Linked DNA regions of Homo sapiens: all the other regions are linked to region 3. The links are chromatin loops, found by intact Hi-C in ENCODE. Cell type or tissue: endothelial cell of umbilical vein. All regions are shown on one strand.

Region 1 (5,000 bases), 90 kb after region 3:
ACTGTGTGAGTTTATTGGGGTATGCCTCAGAATCAACACCTGCCGGGGAGTAAAGGAAGAACTGGACTGAGCCAAAGGAAGAGCTGAACTGAAATGTAGTGGTAACAAAAACTTCATCTGATCCATGGAAGTGCTGGAGCTAGGACAGCCCTGGAGAATTATCCTACCTGGAAGCATCAGGACTTTGCATCCCATCTCCATTGACTAGTCACTGCATGTGGGATGCCCCCCAATACCCGTCCCAGAGGTAACAATCTTAGGTGAACTGACACTGTTCAGCTGAGGACATTTTTCAGATGAACGTCATCCCTAGCTACCTACACTCCCAGAAGGTGGACAACTGAGTGCCTCAGCAGTGGAGAACTGAGCTCTGTGTGACATACCACAACATACACTACAAGCACCATGGCTAGAAATAAGAACCAGTCTGGAATCAAAAGAGAAGTCTATAAGCATCTACAGTCTACAGTATCCTGAGAGTAACAAAGCAAAATAGCATGAGTCATGGTATTTGCAAGGAGGGGGCTCTTTGAAACCCTAGATATGGAAGTCAGAGGTATTATTCAGTGACACCTCAGTACTGACCCTAGGCTCTCTTCTCTCTTTCCCCCAATCCAAGCGCCTGGAGAGCTGAATGTTTGTGAATAGTCTTTCACACAAATGCATTTCATCATTAGTTACATCCTTGTAGAATTGTGATACAGCTTGAACAGTATAAGCATTTAGCTGTTTTCTCCATTCTAGAGTACCTCTAAAGTAATTTCCCCAAAAGGTCACCATGAACCTCAATTTCTTACACATAGTGGTTGCTTCTCAGTCCTGTCCTAGTTGTCCCTTTTGAGGCATTTATACTCCTGAGCATCACTACTCCTGTTGAAAATATATCCCTCCACCATCTTCTATCATACCTCTTAGTCTCTCTCACAGATTCTATAATATTTCTTCTGCTCACACCTTCTAGGTACCTTCCCCTAAGTTTCCACCCTTGTCCACCACTCCCCTAATTTTGTTCACTAAGTGTCAATGATCTTATCTCCAAATGTCCACCATATCCATCTACTCCACTCCATTCACACAACAGGCTTCATCATCTTTTTCTGGGACCATTTGCTTTTAGTTAATTCTTTCTTCCTTCTAAGCTATTCTCCATACTGATCTTTCTAAAACAGACATTTCTAATCATGACACTCCATGATTTAAAATAATACAAGATACGGTTCAAACTGAAAGTCAAGGTCATGTCATTCTTAGGCCTGGCCTCGATTCCCAGCCTTGTGTTCCATCATTCTGTACTATAACCAACACATGTCCCTCATGTCCCTAACATACCACACTCAGCTCTTGGTTCATACTGCCCATCTGCCAAGATTATTCCTTCTGCTTTCTTTATGAGGCAAGCCCATCCTTGAAAGCCCAGCTTGCTGCCTCCTTTCTGAAGCCCTTCTTAAATCAGCGTCACTGCCTCTCTCTCTCTGCAGCCGCAATATGTTGTGCACAGCTCTATGATAACCATTTTCACATAGTGCTAGCCTCTCTTACATTTCTCTCCCTTGATGAATTACAAATGCCTCAAGAGCAAGCACTGTAACATATTTATCTTGGTATTTCCAGCACTTAGCATGCTGTCCAATACATAACTGCTAGATATAACTATTTACTGAATAAGGTTGATGTCCCACTCCCAATTCTTCAAGACATGTATAGTGCAAATCACAAAAAATGGGATCAGAATGTAGAGCCAAAGGTCTAGCAAACTTACATCATTTCTTTTAAATCTAGACAAGTTGTTTTACCACTGTGCCCTCTATCCTCCTTACCCCAATCCCAAATGGACAAAACTGTCACATGTAAAAGCCCCTGTAGTATTCCCAGCTTAAAAAAATAAAATCCATAGAGCCTGTTGTAGTAAACTGTGCCTCACGTGCATTGAGAAGACAGGCTGTCAGAATGTGGCCAACAGAATGTGCAGCAAGGAGAGGAAGCTGTACCTAATAATCATGTTACAAAGACAGGAAAGCTAAGAGATAAGAAATCCACTTAATTCTCCCTCTTGTGTTTGCTTAGCTGCTCTTAAAGCCAGGATGAGCAGCATGGAAGAAAGTTACATACACCAAGGAGAAAAGAGCAAATCATTGACATTTACCAAAGTCAAGAATCCCTGTTGGCCACACATGCCTTTATTCAGATCTTAACCTTTGCTGGGAGGGTGAGAAGAGAATTTAATTCTAAGGTAGAGTAGTTTACATTATTTCATAATGAAATATAACTACATATCAAAAGGTAGACTATTCCTTGAAAGAAAATGTAATTTTTCAGCCAGTACTGATAAAAGCAAACTTGGTTAGTCATGACAATAAAAATTACAGTAATAGTGAACATTTCATGAGGACTTATGTGTCAGAAACGATTCTAAGCATTTTTCATGAATAGCTCATTTATCACAGCTTTATCAAGTGGATGCTATCATTATCTTTGTTTTACAGATTAGGAAATGGAGGCACGGAGGGATTAAATGCTTAGTCAGGGTCACACTACTAATGAGCGGCAGAGCCAGGATGTTGACTCAGATGGTCAGACTCCAAACCTTGAGTTCCTAATCACTATATCATAGCTTCATGGAACCATAATCCCCAGCCCTTGGTTTACCACCTGGTAGCTCTCTAACCTTGAGCCAGTTTCAGAACTGCATTGAACCTCAGTTTCCTCATCTTTAAAATGTGGACAGGATTACCTCCCTTGGGAGATACAATGAGAACTGTGAGTGTCTAGACTAGCTTGGGGCCTGATATGTAATAGGACTTTAATAAATATTCATTTTCTTCCTCCCTTTTCTTTTTCATCTTTGAAAATGAGTTCATGTAATAAACAAAGAATATGCCACAGTAAAATTCAGTCCGCATTTTATAGATTTTCAACTAAAAAAGCCAATAAAACTAATCTGGCCAGTAAACGAAAACCTATTGCTTTTCAACCAATAATATTACCCACCACATGCTTAGCAAACAGAGTCAGGTATTTATGGACAAAATGTATGTCTCTTTAAAAATTAGTTAGACAATTGAGAAGGCGCATTAAGTTTTGGGGGTTCCTTGGATGTTGAAATAAATACTCTTTCTTTCAGCTGATGAAATTTAGATGGCATTGGCAGGCTCAAGCCCAGCTTCACAGCAGAGAGGAGAGATTTAAGATCTAGGGTTTGATATTCCCTGCCACTAGGTTATGCTTTAATTCCTCCAGGTCCTCTGAATGATACTGGATTTATAAGAACACTAAATAACACCACTGGGCTAAATCCCAAAGATTGAAAAAGGCAAACTTAAGTCTGTAACTAGGATGACTATTTCCTTCACATCATAAAAGATGATACATATTCTTTCCAATGCCTCCCCACTTCTTTGAAAATGAAATTGACACGGATCATGAGCAAATGGCCTACACAGACTCTAGACACCCCTCCTCCAAAACGCCTCTTAAAGACACAGCCGTTCTGTGACAGAATCTTTTACTTGAGGCCACCAGTCCTCTGGCAGGGTAAAATACACCCAACAGAATACGGATGGCTGATAGTGCTCCCAGAATGACTGCTACCCCCGGATTCCCTATTGACATCTGCCAAACGACTGTGCTTACTCTAAACTTACGGGCCTTAAGAAGACCAAAATGTTATTTCTTTTAGAACCATATTTAGCAGCTGTTTTGTTTGGTTTCAGCCCTAACTGACAAGCATATGCTTACAAAAGCAAAACAGAACAAAGAAAACAGGAACAGTAGGAGAACTCTCCACATTTATCTTGAGGCTTCAGGCTTTTCAACATCATCTTCGAAAGTACAGCATTAGGAAACTGTGCTGACTCAACAACCCCCAGATTCTAGTTTATGCTGCACTCACAGCCAGGCAAGTTCCCTCAAAGGTAATTTTTTACTTTAACTTCCCCTCTTCTAAAGCAGTAGAGGTTTGCAGAGTCAAAGGTCTTGCTTTACACAGTAAGATTTATTTAATCCCTGACTGCTACCTGGCACCCTCCCTCGCCACCTACTGTGTGTTATACACTGTCCAAGGTAGAGGCAGTGGGGTACATGGCCCCTGCTTCATGGTGCTTCCAATCTAAGGAAGGAAGCAGACATGAGCAACTTACTACACGTACATAGTGATTAGATCATCATAACGACAAGCAGCATATGAGAAAAGGTGCTCCAAGAGTATTGATCCAGGAGATCTGGAATATAGCCCAGAAGCATATCTTCATTAACCTGCTGGCCCAAAGAAGTCATCTCAACTGGAATAGATAATTCAAGTAAAAAACATAAATATATACAGATAGATAGATAGATGATAGATAGATAGATAGATAGATAGATAGATAGATAGATAGATAGATGAGAGAGATATGGCTATAGGTAGGTAAAATACTGATTGTTGATTTTTCTTACTTGATCATCAGTGTAGGACAAATTAAACTATGCAAACCTATCACAGGACTGGTCCAAAACAATTAGGGTTCAAGTCTGGATTCCACTCCTTACTAGAGTTCTTTCACCCCTCATATTCCAGTTTTCTTCATCTGTAATTTGGGAAAGTGCCCTTTGGCCTGCATTTTTACAATGTCGCATCCTGCGTATGAATGTTCTAGGTAACTCCCCAGCTCCCTGTGTCAAGCATCGTCTTTTGGGAAGGGCTGTCCTGAGTGTAGGCTGATTCCAGGACACAAACTGCTCCGATAGAGCTGTTCCTGGCTAGTGTTGGTATCCTCTTACTAATACCAGCTCCTCAATGATCAGCTGGCTACTGGCAGAACACAGCCAAACCTCCAGGAACTAACCCTCGATACTGGTAGCTTCCAGTTTGGCTTTCATCTCTCAGAACAGGGAGACTGGAGCCTCCTCACCTCCTGTTTGGTTTGCAGTCTGCTTAGTTTCACCTGCTAATGTGCAGCAGCCAGCAGTGACACTGCTTTAGATCACCCTCCCCGCTCAGCTGCTTCACTCAAGACCCTGCAGCT
Region 2 (5,000 bases), 71 kb after region 3:
ACAAGGTCGGTCCTTGAGCTTTTAAAGAGACACATTAACAAGTAAAGACAAGAACTGCCAACCAAAGCACATACTAAATCTATGAAACACCTGACTACAAGAGATGACTCAGGATTAAAAAAAATAAAGAGATGGCTCTTAAACTATCAAGAGTTCTGAACTCATCTTAACCTCTGAGGTTCAAGTCTAGGAAGACAGCAATATTCTTCTGCAATGTGACCTTCCACATGGGTGTTTTGCCTACAAATCAAAGTTTTTATTTTGGATGCCCAGCCTTCATCCAAGCTGAGTTAAAAAGTTAACTTATTTTTTCTTCTCTTAGTAATAGTAGGCAGTAATGATTGTGGTCCTGGTACTTCTTCAGAGTTAATATCTATGATTTCTTAAAATGTTTATTCTGGAGAATTTTTTGTAGATATCCTCTACCCTCCAAATGCCCCCAAAAGGTGTATGTTAGTATAAAGTGCCATTATTCTAGCAAAATCAGCCCTTAAGACCACATTCATGTCTTAGGGTGACACTGCGCTACCAAGAAAAAAAAATTTTCTTGAACTGATAACAATTTAGAAACTCACTCCCAGTAAAGCATAGAACTCAGCACAAACACCAAATTCATTATATATATGTAATATATATGTAGATTTACACACCTTTGTATAGCTATCCTTGTTTTAAAAAACTAATTTTCAGCATTAGGCACTTTCACTGCTTCTGCTCTAACCCAAATTGCTGATTGTAAAAAGGGGATTTTCTCCCCTGTATTTACTTTGGAAACAGACACCAGCCACGGAGAAGTAGTTGAGTGCAACTGCCCACAGACTCACACTGAAATTAGAGCACCTGAGCTGGTCCACTACCTGAGCCGTGTTCCTCAAGGAAATTTCAAAAGAAAACCTCCAGGACCTCGGAGGGCCAAAAGGGCAGCTTGTAGCAGGACTCGGCTGACACAAGACTAAAGCCTAGGAGTTCTCTGTGTCCTTACCCTTGGGCTTCCTGAGAAACAAGATCCTGAGTCAGACACTGAAATCTTATGATTATGAGCAAATGGGCCTCATAATCCCAATTAATCTCCAGAGTTGATTGTTAGAAATGCAAAGATACTCCCTAGAGACTGTTGCACAGACTAAGGAGTTTCTTCAACACTGAGAATGTAGATTAAGACTGCTGAGGGAGAAATAATTTAAGTAGTGATTGGGCTGTGAAAGAAAACATTGTCAATACCTATCTTACTTTTAGCTATTCACAAATATATAGATTTCAGAGAGAGGTAACACCATGATGCATAGTACTTAGGCCAAATTTCAAAGAGCACATCTGACCATAGTATTACTCATCAACTTAATCAGGTAGCCATAAATCTCCTATGCTTCTAGACTAGAAAACAATACTCAAAGAGCGTTCTGTTTTCAATGTTGCTATTCTGTTTTGGGTTCTGTTAGCAGACTTTTTTTTGTTTTTGTCTTTTCTGTCTTGTATTTTCCCCCATCCCCTGTGAACACTGGATTCTTGGTCACATCTTAATTTATGACTATTTACTCAGCTGATTAACCGTAGGCATTCGTCTTATTCAAGCAAATCTTGTTCTGAGCAACAGATAAACTGGAACCCCAAGGACAGAGCAGCCATGGCTCCGTATTAATCATCTGCTCATCCCATTTCCCCATCCTACAGCAGACCATGAAAGCTGGGGTTGCCTCAGAGGGCTTGGCTTCAGGCACCTCCTCCCTGAAGCACTCTCAGAGGGGCATATTCATATGGAGCAGGAGGGAGGCTTTGGTGATTGGCTTCTGTGATAGGTTTCTTGAGGGAATGGAAAGGTTTTGAAGTTCTGAAGTATTTGAAGTGTCTCTTCATAAGTTCACAAGTGGGTACAAAATGGTAGAACAAAATGTACTAAACATTTAGGCCACAAAACATTCATTTTCTCCAGCTGAAATCACCAGAAGTGTTAGCTGGGGAGAAATCAGAATCTGCCTAATTTGCAACTCTTTTGAAGAGAATATAAAATCAGCTTTGCCTCCACCCAAAGAAGAGGACACACTGTCCTGTTTTCACTAACTTTCACTATTTTGACAAAGAGAAAGAATGAGATAACTCTGGCTAAAACTTGTCATGAAAGTATCTGATAGAGGCATCTCTAGCATTCCTGGGTTACTGATGTTATATAACTAAAACCTGTAAGGAAAAAAGTGAATAATGTGATCCTTAATGGAAACGGAAATAGAGAGTCACAGGTATTCCTAACTTGCAGTCATGCAAATTATCCAAGAGATTACATCTCGGTATTGTAGCCAGGTCATCCTCCTCTACAATACCCAGAAATTCTTTCTTTCCATCCTCTATTTCATTGTCTCTCCCCACCCTCAACCCCAAACACACAAACCTAGGCATCCCTGTAAAGGAGGAAATATAAAAGCAAAGAGTAAGCAACTTGCTACAATGCCACACCAGGTAACAGGTAACTGGCCTTCCCCCTGCTTGGAATAGAGGAAAAGTACAAATTATACACCTGGCAAATATTTGCGTGGTCTCCAGAGCAGTAAGATTCATCCATTTGCTCACAAAATCACACAACTGAAGCTGAGCGAATAAATCAATTCAATTCATTTCAACAAACATTTATCAAGCTCCAGTCTGAATATAGAGTTTTTCTGGGGGGAAAAAAAAATCATAATGCACCTGGCTATTGGAGCTGATTTTTTAAGAAGTCTAGAAATTTCTTCCTCCTTTCTGAGAAACGAGGCAACCAACTCCCTTAAATAATCAACACAGATGTATTTTATATTGTAAAATGTAAGTAGCCCAAGGTATGCCGCTTCCTTTTTTGTAGGTGGAAAAGAATCCACTTCTTATCTTTCTGGGAAAACACAATTGTGTTTGTTGTACAAAAACACAGTGTCCCCATTTACTAAGAAATCAATGAGTAATCACCAAGCCATGAATCACCTTTTAGTATTTTTGCTATAAAGATGAGAAGCACTATATATTGAAACAGGCTATGGCATCGCTGCTCTATAGTATAAATTCAGACTTATCAAGAATCTACTTAAAATATTCTAAACATGCAATGGAAGGGCAGGGCAAAACCAATCTTTGCCAAACATTTAAGGAGATGTTATACACAAATTTCCTCCTGGGAAACTTCTGAGTGGAGGTAAGATAATTTAGGCGACTCGATCAGGAGTCATGCTCTACTACTTACCTGGGGGCTTCAAGGGAAGACATTTATAAACTCTCAGACCTAAATTTCTCTCCTTTAAGACAAGGTTAATCATACCTCTTCTATCTAACTTATGGGGTTACTGTGAAGGTCAAATGAAATAATGAATATGAAGGTTTCAAAACCATTGTTTTATGTTTTATGATTGATATCAGTGATGTCAACGTTTAACTCTACAGTCCCAAAGACATGGTAGAAGATGGAAAACAACCTCCAAAAACCCATCTCTGATATCAAAAGTGTGCAATGGGCTATTTAAAAGTTCAGATGAGCTGTGGTTCTTTGTGCTTAGCCACAAAAACAGCCTTAGAATCATAAAGCCAGTTTTAAAAAGAAGGGAAAACAATTTTTTTCTTTGTCCTATTCTCTTCTGTCATATTAGATGGTAGGCGGACACTGTTTTTACTTATCAGGTATCAAACTGCTGTTGGCTACTAAATATTATATTTTGTGTCAGTCTCCTTAATTTATATACTCAAACAGTTGAGATGAAGCAAACCTAAACATATCTCACTGAGTTAGGGCATTCCAAACTCAGCAGAATTTTTTTTTTTTTTTGAGATGGAGTCTCCCTTTGTGGCCCAGGCTGGAGTGTGCAGTGGCATGATCTCAGCTCATTGCAACCTCCATCTCCCAGGTTCAAGTGATTCTTCTGCCTCAGCCTCCCGAGTAGCTGGGATTACAGGCCCAGACCACCACACTCAGCTAGTTTTTGTATTTTTAGCAGAGACGGGGTTTTGCCATTTTGGCCAGGCTGGTCTCAAACTCCTGACCTCAGGTGATCCATCTGCCTCAGCCTCTGTACTTTTTTTTTTTTTTTTTTGGTACATATTTATAACTACCTACTCTGTATTGGTACTAGAGAAACAGTAAGGTAATGTCCCTGACTCAGTTTGGAATAGGAGACAGCCAGACAGAGGATTACAAACAGGTCAGAGTACGGAGAGAAGAGGCAGGGAAAACCATCAAACCCCATTGGGCAGGTGCTGCCTGAACCAAGTGTTAAGGATATAGTATGGTTGCTAGCCAACAGGGGGTGAGGAAGGGCACAGCACGGATAAACAGACACCGTGTGCAGTGTGCACGAATGCCCCGCAATGTGCTACCATAGATGGACACAGTGGGAATCAGGATGGGCCGTAGATGAGGCTGGAGGGGGAGGCAGAGGTCATGTCATAGGAACCTGTGACTGGGGATGTAGAACTGTGCTCCCTGGAGCTCCAAGTGTGGGGCTACTCTGTGGAGGGAGGTAGAGGTGCATCGGGGAGTGTTGTGTCGGCAAAGGGACGGCTCCATGAGGTAGATCCTAACTATCCTCCCAGAACATCCTGCTATTGTGTCAAATACTGGAGTTTCCTGTGGGGGAAAAATGTTTTGCTGCTTTAAAAAATAGTTGATACATTTAAGGTAAAGAGAAATCTCATTTGTAAAATTGTAATAAAAATAACCACAGCCCAGACATTTTAATATAGAAAATGTATTAGTCTGTTTTTGCACTGCTAATAAAGACATACCTGAGACTGAGTAATTTATAAAGGAAAGAGGTTTAATTGACTCACAGTTCCACATGGCCGGGGAAGCCTCACAGTCATGGCCGGAAGTGAATGAGGAGCGAAGTCACATCTTACATGGTGCAGACAAGAATGCTTGTGTAGGGCAACTCCCCTTTATAAAACCATCAGGTCTCTTGAGAGTTATTCACTACACGAGAACAGTATGAGGGAAACTGCCCCCAGGATTCAATCATCTACACCTGGCCCCACCCTTGACCGGGGATTAT
Region 3 (5,000 bases):
TTTTTTTGAGATGGAGTTTCGCTCTTGTTGCCCAGGCTGGAGTACAATGGCGCGATCTCAGCTCACTGCAACCTCCAACTCCTGGGTTCAAGCACTTCTCCTGCCTCAGCCTCCTGAGTAGCTGCAATTATGGGTGCCTGACACCACGCCCAGCTAATTTTTTTGTATTTTTAGTAAAGACGGGGTTTCGCCATGTTGGCCAGGCTGGTCCCGAACTCCTGGCCTTAGGTGATCCACCTGCCTCGGCCTCCCAAAGTGCTGGGATTACAGGCATGAGCCACCACGCCCGGCCTCTTAATCGTATCTTAAAGCATTTTAAAAATAACAAATGAAACTGAAAAAGATAAATCGAGGTATCTAAGCAGTTACACTGAACTCATTTCTGAAGCTCATGGACAAACTATGTAAAATCTCAAGAGACTGAAAACTATTTTCTATTCTCAAGATTCAAAGTAAAAACTTAGAATACAAAACTCTAAGAAAGAGAAGGCAGAATGGTGGCAGCTCCAGAGGGTGGGCAGAATCCTAATCTTACAACAGACCTGGGCAATTGCTGCTGTTAATTCTACCAGCAGAATGATGTAGGAGGGCTCCTTACAGCCTGGGCCCGCCTTATATTCTCTGCACAATCAGAGTGGAACCTGGGCACCTATTAGTCCCTTTCCATGCTATCTTCCTGTGAAGATTCTTATGAATAAGAAAACGTGACCTTTATCAAGGAATAATTTTATTCAAATTGTGTAAACTGGATATTTTCCACAGTTTCTTGTCAGGAGGTGGGCAGAGAAGTTAAATTTTATACCTACTTTAAAAAAAAAAAAAAGCCCCTCATGTAATGTTAGCAACTGACCAAATACTCCTTGGATTTCGTGTCTGGAGAGAAGGAACTAAGAAAACATACAGTTCTCTGAAATGTTTCCTGGATTCTTTCCTCTTTTTCCACAAAAATAGAACTACTCTTTTTCTTTTTTCTTTTTTCTCTTTTGATGGGGGATGAGGATTATACAGAAGATTTGGCAACCTAAATGAACATGAGAGAAAGCCAATAGTATAACTAAAGGAAGGGGATCGCCAAAACCATTCACTTAGGGGAATTTCAAACTTTGGTGCTAAAGCTTCCAAATAATCAGCATCACCATTCACCAAGGAGCAGAGGAGTTCGGTCTTGCTGACTGCCAGTTAAGGGCTCTGAAAAAAGACAGTCTCCTTGGCAGCCGTTCCAACCTGGCTCCTGCCCCCTGTGAACCAAGGAAAAGTGGAAATCTAATTCCATGTAGCCTGGAAGAAACCTTACAGGTCCAGGGCTGTGGAGAGGTCGGGTGAGGAACAGGAGTTCCCACCATGCCACTAGGGTTCTGGAAGCCCTGGGAAGCTGCCAGTGGCACTGCAGCACCAGGAACTGGTTCCTAGAGAACTGCCTCAAATCAGACACACATAAGGAAGTCAGGCAGTGATGGCGCTGCATGGGAATACAAGCAGAACAATCTCCTCAGAACTACTTCGAGGGTACTGTCTCTCAGCCATCTTCCAGGTTTTCCACAACCCACAAAGGTCTTTCAGGTGGGTATAATTTGGGGTTACTTGTTAAGATGGAGTTACAGCACAGCTTCATTGGCAAAGACAATGGGATCTCATATCTAGAAACAAAACTTTCTGGGTTTCACCATTTGCCCGTTATCCCCTGAGAAACATCAGCATCACCTGTTAACTTGCTTGGGAATGCAAATTCTCAGACCCAACCGAGACCTATGAATCTGAAACTCTGGAGGGGGGCGGCAGGGAGGAGGGCAGGAATTTGTGTCTTAGCCCCTCATTGTTAAGATTCTGATGCACACTAAAATTTGAGAACCATTGAGCATTCTAGAGCAACACAATTTCATGAAAAAATAGCTTTGGAAACAGCATCTGGATATTAGGCAAAAATATGTGCCTGAATAGAAGAAACACACTCCGTTCATAGTAGGGTTCTATTCCCCAATTTTTTAATTTAGTAGTTCTTTGTGAAAAATGTCCTCTCACATGCAGCATTTTAAAATGAGAAATCTGGGGCCTTCTCAACCAACTTCACACCCGCTTTCCAGGGCAGCTCAAAACAAATTACTGATAAATCAACATGGGGCACTCTGAATCATCAGTCCGTCTTTAGAACTCCCCACATGGTCAGCTGAGGCATTCCATTGAGAATGCATCATGTCTTGACTTCTCTCTCTGGCCAATCCTGCCGTCATTGCATTTCTTAATAAACCTCCTGCATGCTAAAAAAAAAATAAAAAATAAAATCAAATGAGCAATTTATTGCAAATAGCCAGTCCCAAAGAAATCCTTTTGCCTTTGTTGTTTCCCTCAAAATTGCACATTATTTAAGGGGCCTGTCTTTTACACATTTTTATTAGCACCTAGAGCAATACAAATCCTCCACAAACTCTAGCAAATATGTATTAATACAGTAATAAGTAATTCTAAGAGCAAGCACTCAAATTAGTAAGGTCTGGTTTCCTGTAGATTACTAAAGCAGGGAAGGAGTAAGGGGGAGAACTCAGAGAAAGCGTGCGCTGACTAAAAGACAGAAAGGAAGCAGAAAATTTATTCTGAGCAGATGCCAAGACTTTGCCACATGCTTACAGTAAGAGAAATGGAGAGCAGAGAAAATTATTTTTAAAACCTTCTTTCCTTGAGAACTAAGTTATCATAGCCCTGCTTTAAGATATTAGGTAAATACTTTTTCAATGCAAGACATAGGTGGACCCAGAATATTAGCAAGAAATGTGCCTTAAATTATTTAAAGGATACAGACTATTTATTTTCCATGGACAGGAATCATCTGTCTTCATTCATAAAATTCAAGCTGATAATTTTTTGATAAAACTGTTTTCTTTATAAATTGTTAATAAATAAATAAATTGTTGATAATGTATCATTTCTACCCAAGACTGGAACAAACACATCAGCCACTTAAATTCCTCAGCAATACTTAGGCTGCTGAATTTGTTATCAGTGGTAATATATGTTAGCTTGCCTGACTTTAACTGCATCTCCTCAAAGAAAAACGTAGATGAGAAAGTAAAAGTGTAGAGGTGGTGTGGTAGAGTGGAAACTGATGAGCTTTTCCGAAGTAGAGCTGGATCCTAATGCCAGCAGCTATATTGTTATGACTAAGTTAATTGACACTCAGGACTGTTTTCTCACCTATACAGTGAAGGCTGTGGCACAGTTTAAATGTGTTCATGTGTGTACAGTGCCTGTAAGATGATAAACACCAAATCAGTATTATTATTATTAAGAGGCACCCATTTTCATTTTAAATCAATTTATTAGATGTTAATAAAATTAACCCCTATTCCTCCATTCTGCCTTCCATTATTTGGCAGATAAGAAAGCTCTGGCCCAATTGTTCTCAACTCTGGCTGTATATTACAATCACTTGAAAGTTCTTGTGTGTTTTTTTAACTGCCATCTCGCCACAGAACAACTGGATCAGTGTCTGGGGCAGGCCCCAGGCCTTGGTGATTCTGATGTAGTCGGAGAGTTGAGAAATACTATTCCAAATGGATTCTTTACCAAAATCACTTCGGGGCAAATTGGCTATTCTGGAATTTGATCATTTGATGGTTTGGCCTGCTCATCCTGAAGGATCAGGAGGATACAGCCTTATCCTATCTTAGCATTCTTGGGAGATGTCTAGTACACCCTATGGCAAAATAAATACTATTCCATATTTCCTGGTTAGCCTTTGCTGGGGAGAGAGGGGAGAGGGGTATATGTCTGATGATGAGCCATTGAAGGAGAACATCTGAATTAACTAAAGATGGTGGAAGAGACAAAAGATTAGGTTAGCTATTATACTTTAAAAACTTCTCCTTCTCCTCCTTCTTCATCCACCACTGTAACAGATATCTGAGGAGTCCCTACTATAGTACTTAGAAAACTAACTGAAAATAGGACAATTCATGAATGCCCTGACTCGTTACATGGAAATTCAATAGGGAAGGATCTATTCAGGTATCTCTGGAAGAAGAAGGTCTTCCCATACTTCTCCACAATTTAAGTCATTTTTCATAGTCTAAGAATATAAGAGTATATATTGTACAGCCTGGGCAACATGGTGAAACGCCATCTCTACTAAAAATACAAAAATTAGCTGGGTGTGTTGATGCACACCTGTAATCTCAGCTACTGGGGAAGCTGAGGCACAAGAATCACTTGAACCCAGGATGCAGAGGTTGCAGTGAACTGAGATTATGCCCCTGCACTCCAGCTTGGGCAACAGAGCAAGACTCTGTCTCAAGAAAACAAACAAACAAGAAGTAGACATTGTAAATTGAAACATAAAACTTTAGAGGCAGAAATGTCACCTTGGAGAGCAAACAGATATTTAATATTTGTTCTCAATCAACATTACCTGATACCAGTTACCAGCCAGGGTTATGCAAGGTACTTCTATTTACACAATCTCATTTATGACACAATGTTGTAGTTTGAAGAGCTCTGTGTGCTGTTATAGTCAGGGAGTCCTCTTGTAATGATCAATTGCTACAGCAATTTAAACCTTCTTTAACTTAGGTTTATGATGCTAGAATTTTACTTTTTGTATTCATATCTGTTTTTATGGCGTACTGTTGGTAAGATGGTTTATATGATGCCAAGTCTTTGGTCAGAAAAGATGCTGCTTTCACAATGTTGTTCTCATAGAAAAACATAAATCACTTTGTGGTATTGTTTCCAAGAACATGCTAAGGCAAGTAGGGGTTTTCCCTACAGTCCTCAGGGCAAGTTCAAGATTATTCTGGGTATTATATGCTGCTGCAAATATTTCTTCCCATAGGCCAACTGAAAAACTCAAAACAAAACAAAAACAGAAACAACAAAAAAAACCCTCAAAATTGAACAAAAATTCTCATTTTCATTGTTAAGAAAATTTTCAACTATTAGTTATGTTGTCAAGTCCTATTTTTATCATTGATTCTTTTCAAATTCAATATATCTAAAATGTGGACTCAGAT
Region 4 (5,000 bases), 80 kb before region 3:
TGTGTTTGTATCTACGTAACTTACCTTGTGTCTCTATAGGTCTTGCAATGTGGCAGCTCTGAAACTGGGAGACTGTTTACAATCATTCCTCTTACCATGTTAGGCATATCTATATTTGCCAAATTCAACCTTTTAAAAATTTCTGCTCACAAATAACAAGACTAAATAACTCCTCCAGACAAGTGACGTAGGCTCTGTATATGAAGGAAAGGAGCTGTTTACTTATAAAAGTAACAAACACTAATCAAAACAAGTTTTAAAAGCCTCATTTCTGATACACAGCATTAACAAAAGATAAATTTTAACTGTTCAAAGGATTCAGCTATGAGTGGTTAATTTTTTTTTTTTCCTACAACCTCCACGTCACACAAGGGTGGTTAAATTTTTAATGGCATTATCTGCAGTACCTAACATTTAAATGTTAAAACAATCAAAATTGAAGTGGGCATTATTTTTACCAAGCCAAGACGCTATAACAATGTAAATCCAAAATACTGCAGAATTAGGTTTAGGAGTTGTGGCCAACATCAATGCAGAGTCTAAAAAGGACCTTTCATGGGTAGTTGAATGAGTTTGTTTCTTAGTTCATCCCAGTATCTTATTCTGAGACGATCTTACACAGGGGCTGGGCAAGTAATGTGAATACATGAAATTGAGTATGTATGGAAGACAACAGGGGATGTTGGGGCCTCTGGTGCAAATTTGATATGTGCCCTCTAAACAGCTGGTACACTGCTCTAAAATACTGCTACTATTTGAAATTTCAGGCCCAATATTTCTAGATCATTTTATTTTTCAAAACTTTTCAAGAATCCAGACTTTTCTGTGAAACTGCTCAAATTTTCTAATGTTGGCATAATTAAACCACCACCACCTTATGTGAACCAAACTCAACATATTTATCATGGCAGCATTTAGCCTCTAGGCTGCCAGTTTGCCAACTAAGAACTAGTCTAATATTATCATTTTTATAAAGTAGAATCCAAATGCCAGACACATTGGTTCTCCCGAGGTTTGACTCTGGGTCTCCAGATTCCCAGGCTGTCAGAATCTTTGTCCTTAAAACGCACACGGTATAATTTCTTAAGTCTTGGCTCTGCAAGTGTACCGTGTGAAAACTTGATGAATAGATTATTGAGCCGCTACAGGGCAAAAATCTGCTATCTTACTTGACCACCCTACATTTCAGAAGATGATTACAAATTTATTTCCTGTTACGAGATATTCTAGCCCTGTATTATGGTGGTATCAAAAAAGACAGCAAAATATGTGTGAGTTCACATTGTAATTTTTGAGAAATTAGTTAATTTACTAAACAGTATTTCTCCCTCCCTCCCAGTGTCTGAATGGCATGCAGCAAAATGGAGAGCCTCTCATCACTGATAGGCAGCAGAATGAGATGTTGTGTGTCAGAGCTTGCCTTGTTTCCGAGAGATCAGAATCTTTATTGAAAGGGCTCCCTTTTTTGATTTCCGGATCAGACCCTGAGCAGTTGATAAAGGAGAATTACTTGGCCATTATCTGAAGTAGTTGTATTTCCACAAAGAGCTAGTGCTAAACAAGAGTTTATCTCTACAACAAGACTGATAGGATTCGTACAGATTATAATTCAATCAGACACCTGAAACAGGACATACATTGGCTAGTGGGATATATGCAAACCTGTCCTCCAGCCATAGCAAAATAAATATCTGGGGAATATTTCATGTAGTCTGAATACAGAGAATAAATGTTAGAAAGTGCTGCTTTTAGTTGCTTTAGGCCATGCCTCTATATAATTCATAATATTTTTATACAAACGTAATCCTAACAAAATGCCACTAGTCTGAAGAGTCAACTATCTATGACCTTTGCAATTATTTGATAAAACATTCCCAAAGCACCTAACGCACTTTTCAAAATGTATTTCTTAGAGTTTACAGCACTCTTATTAGTAGCTAACAGGTCTTACTTGCTCTTTGAATATTGGGTAAATAGAGGAGTACAGATTAAAGGTGAAGTTAAACTAAATTTATTTAAACATAAATCTTCAATCCTATTTAGAACATCAGCTTCTGATATCAGAACTATTTTTCATGACCAAAGGAGAAGAGTGTAGGGTTTAAGGGCTTGATTCTGGAATCAGACAGCTTGGGGTTAGCTAGCATGCTGGCTTCATCACGGACTTGCTATAAGACCTTGGACAAACTTCTGGACTCTCTGAGCCTAGTTTCCTCCATCTGCAGAGTAGGGATAATACTTGATTTGCAGAATGGCTGCAAAAATCTAATAAGATAATATGACAAAGTAAACAAGCATAGTACTTGGCCCATGGTAAGCAGGTGATAAATATTTCCTACCATTGTTCTTATTAACAGAGAATGCCCCAAATTTAGTGAGTCAGAGGCCTTGGAATAAGTATGTACTGTTATATTCTATGACTGTGTTCCCACCAATATTGTAATCTGATATTAATTTCCTAACTATTATGTTTCTGTCTTTCTTCTTCCTAGTTCTTTCTTGATTTGTCACCACATCAATCAACTAGGAAAAGAAATGACGCTCTTGCCCTTATGAGGCCTTTCATAGCTTTTATCTTCATCTTTGGTAAGAAAGAAGCTACTAGACAATTGCTAGAAGGGATGGTCAGAGCAGCCCTCTGCATAGACGCGAGTCTGACGAGTGCTAGGCCCTTTGTCCTTCAAACCTGGCAGAATGTAGGAGCTGTAACTTCCACATTTTGTTACCTGCAGTTAATTGCATTTAATTGAAGTGGGGTAAGTTGAATGTGATGGCAGAATTCCTCCCCATGTGGTCCAGTTTGGAAGTGCTCACTACTTGCAGATCCCCCCTTCATCAAGTTCAGGAAGGGGATTCACTTACTAAAACAGTTTCCTAACTGGTCTCCTGTTTCTCTCCTTGACCCATCTGGTCTATTCGCAAGCCAGCAACTGAAGTGACCCCTTCAGTATGTGGGTCAGATCCCATCCCCCTCACTCCATGTTCAAAACCCTCCATGGCTCTCCCACCTAATGCAGAGTAAAAGCCGAGGTCTTTCCAATGGCCTGCAAAGCCCTGAATGATCTGGATCCAGGTTGCAGACTGTTAACTTCTCAGAAAGACAGCAAGGGAGCTCTCTGGGTTCTTTTTATGAGGGCACTAATCCCATTTATAAGGGCTCCACCCTCATCACCTGATCACCTGCCAAAGGCCTCACCTCCTAATACCATCACATTGAAAGTTAGGATTTCAATATATGAATTTTGGGGGCACACAAATGTTTAGTCCATAACACATTGCAACCCTTACCTGCATTCCCAATTAGTACTCCACCAGGTACTTACTAGCTTCCAGCATCCTCTGTAATTGTCTTATTTATTATGTTTATTGTTTGTAGTCTACAGCAAGAATGTAAGCTGCATTAAAATAAGTACTTTCATAAATTTTGTTCACTGTTATATCCTGAGTGCTTGGAAGAGTGCCTTGTGCCTAGCCAGTATATATATGTATCTATACTAGCCATGTATATATATGATGATATGATAATATATACATATACATATGTATGTACACACAGACAAATAAATGAATATATGGAGATATATATGTTCGTGTATATATATATATATATATGGAAGAATGAATGAATGACTGGGGAGTAAATAAATGAACACATACACATCAGGCTTTTGGTTCCCAGCAACAACAGCCATCTCCATGAGAAGAGCAATTGGCCAGGGTGAGAACTAGTGGGAAGTGACTCATTTCCAGAGTACAATACCTCCCATTAACACCATGCAGATGCCAGCAGGTGTGCTGCTTTCTCCAAGTACCTATCTGAAAATGGACTGAAGATTTTGCTCAGTTTTTAACAAAAACTTCCAGGGGGCTTTCACAGAACTTCCAACCAAGCTAAAGTGTTATGTTTTAGGATGTCTGCAATCTGGTCCTGCATCATCCACTAATGAGTTTTGAGGCCCGGGGAAAGTCAATTAACTTCACTGGACCCAGCAAAGTTTATCATGACTAATTCTTCTTCCAACTTAAAACATCTCAGGATCTGCAAAAGGGCGAAAAAGAGTCAAGCCCTATTAACCACCCCTCTCCTTCCCTCAACCAACGATTCGTAAATAAACACCCCAATTACCCCAATTTTAATAATTCAACTTAACATGAAAACCAACTTTTCTATCTGGCCCATCTCACAAAATGAATGAAATTAATAGCTAGGTGTGGCTCATCTAGAAATAGCTGTTCTAGCTCAGGTGATATGCTGGGAGATGGTTATAAATCTACATTAATGCTTTTTTTTTTTAAATTGAGAACCATAGCCCTGACCAAAGAAAACACCTTTCTACAGACAACTATAAAATAGCTATCATTCCTTGGCTATTCTAAATATTGCTGCAATGAACACAGGAGCTCAGATGCCTCTTTGAGATACTGATTTTATTTCCTTTGGATATATATCCAGAGGTGGGGCTTCTGGATCATAAGGTAGTTCTATTTCCAATTTTTTCAGAAACCTCTGTAGTATTTTCCACATGGCTGTACCAATTTACATTTCCACCAACAGCATACAAGGGTTCCCTTCTCTCTACATCCTCACCAACAATATACAAATTCTTTTTCTTTTTTTTTAAATTTTAATTTTTTTGGTAGAGATGAGGCCTCACTATGTTACCCACGCTGGTCTCAGACTCTTGGGCTCAAGCAACCCTCCCAGCCTTGGTCTCCAAAAGTACTGGGATAATAGACATGAGCCACCATGCCCAGCCAATATACAGTTTTTATTTGTTGATTATATCTTAATACAACTGGGAGAAAAAAAGTCAGGATACCCGTTTTCCTTGAGGTGGCAGTGATTGAGAGGGAGAGCAAGGGGGACTTCCAGGGTGCTGATAATGAGCTGGAGGATAATAGCTATCATTCTCTACGTGTCATCTGCTGCAGCTTCTGGCAATTCAGAGTCACTGCTAAAATGCTAAATTGTTGACAATGTAGAAGTCCTTTGGAAACAC

What was found. Hi-C counts contacts between places; a loop is a spot of excess contacts. Peaks named below come from ENCODE experiments on the same cell type or tissue, not always from the same donor. Only the 100,000 strongest peaks of a DNase experiment are listed, where the experiment ranks them.
Region 1: a loop joins it to region 3, with 5 times the contacts of the local background. A loop is called at or near these places in 2 of 110 quality-filtered maps.
Region 2: a loop joins it to region 3, with 2.0 times the contacts of the local background. A loop is called at or near these places in 4 of 110 quality-filtered maps.
Region 4: it touches region 3 in a loop (5-fold over the local background); 8 of 110 quality-filtered maps call a loop at or near these places.

Annotation. Positions count from the first base shown.
Region 1 is chr3:171,372,415-171,377,414 of GRCh38, forward strand. The region is part of intron 1 of TNIK (TRAF2 and NCK interacting kinase); the gene reads right to left. Among named protein-coding and RNA genes, the nearest start is that of TNIK, 85 kb to the right of the region's middle. In endothelial cell of umbilical vein, no CTCF peak of the experiment used is centred here; DNase peaks (open chromatin) are centred at 2,027, 2,507 and 3,787; H3K27ac peaks cover 3,272 bases.
Region 2 is chr3:171,353,527-171,358,526 of GRCh38, forward strand. The region is part of intron 2 of TNIK (TRAF2 and NCK interacting kinase); the gene reads right to left. Among named protein-coding and RNA genes, the nearest start is that of TNIK, 100 kb to the right of the region's middle. In endothelial cell of umbilical vein, no CTCF peak of the experiment used is centred here; a DNase peak (open chromatin) is centred at 2,935; H3K27ac peaks cover 3,028 bases.
Region 3 is chr3:171,282,352-171,287,351 of GRCh38, forward strand. All of the region lies in intron 2 of TNIK (TRAF2 and NCK interacting kinase), which reads right to left. Among named protein-coding and RNA genes, the nearest start is that of TNIK, 180 kb to the right of the region's middle. RefSeq lists an enhancer at 2,995-3,054. In endothelial cell of umbilical vein, no CTCF peak of the experiment used is centred here; DNase peaks (open chromatin) are centred at 1,200, 2,180, 2,550 and 4,690; H3K27ac peaks cover 2,906 bases.
Region 4 is chr3:171,202,743-171,207,742 of GRCh38, forward strand. All of the region lies in intron 4 of TNIK (TRAF2 and NCK interacting kinase), which reads right to left. Among named protein-coding and RNA genes, the nearest start is that of MIR569, 98 kb to the left of the region's middle. RefSeq lists an enhancer at 3,518-4,127 and a silencer at 3,654-3,833. In endothelial cell of umbilical vein, no CTCF peak of the experiment used is centred here; DNase peaks (open chromatin) are centred at 2,289 and 3,739; H3K27ac peaks cover 2,849 bases.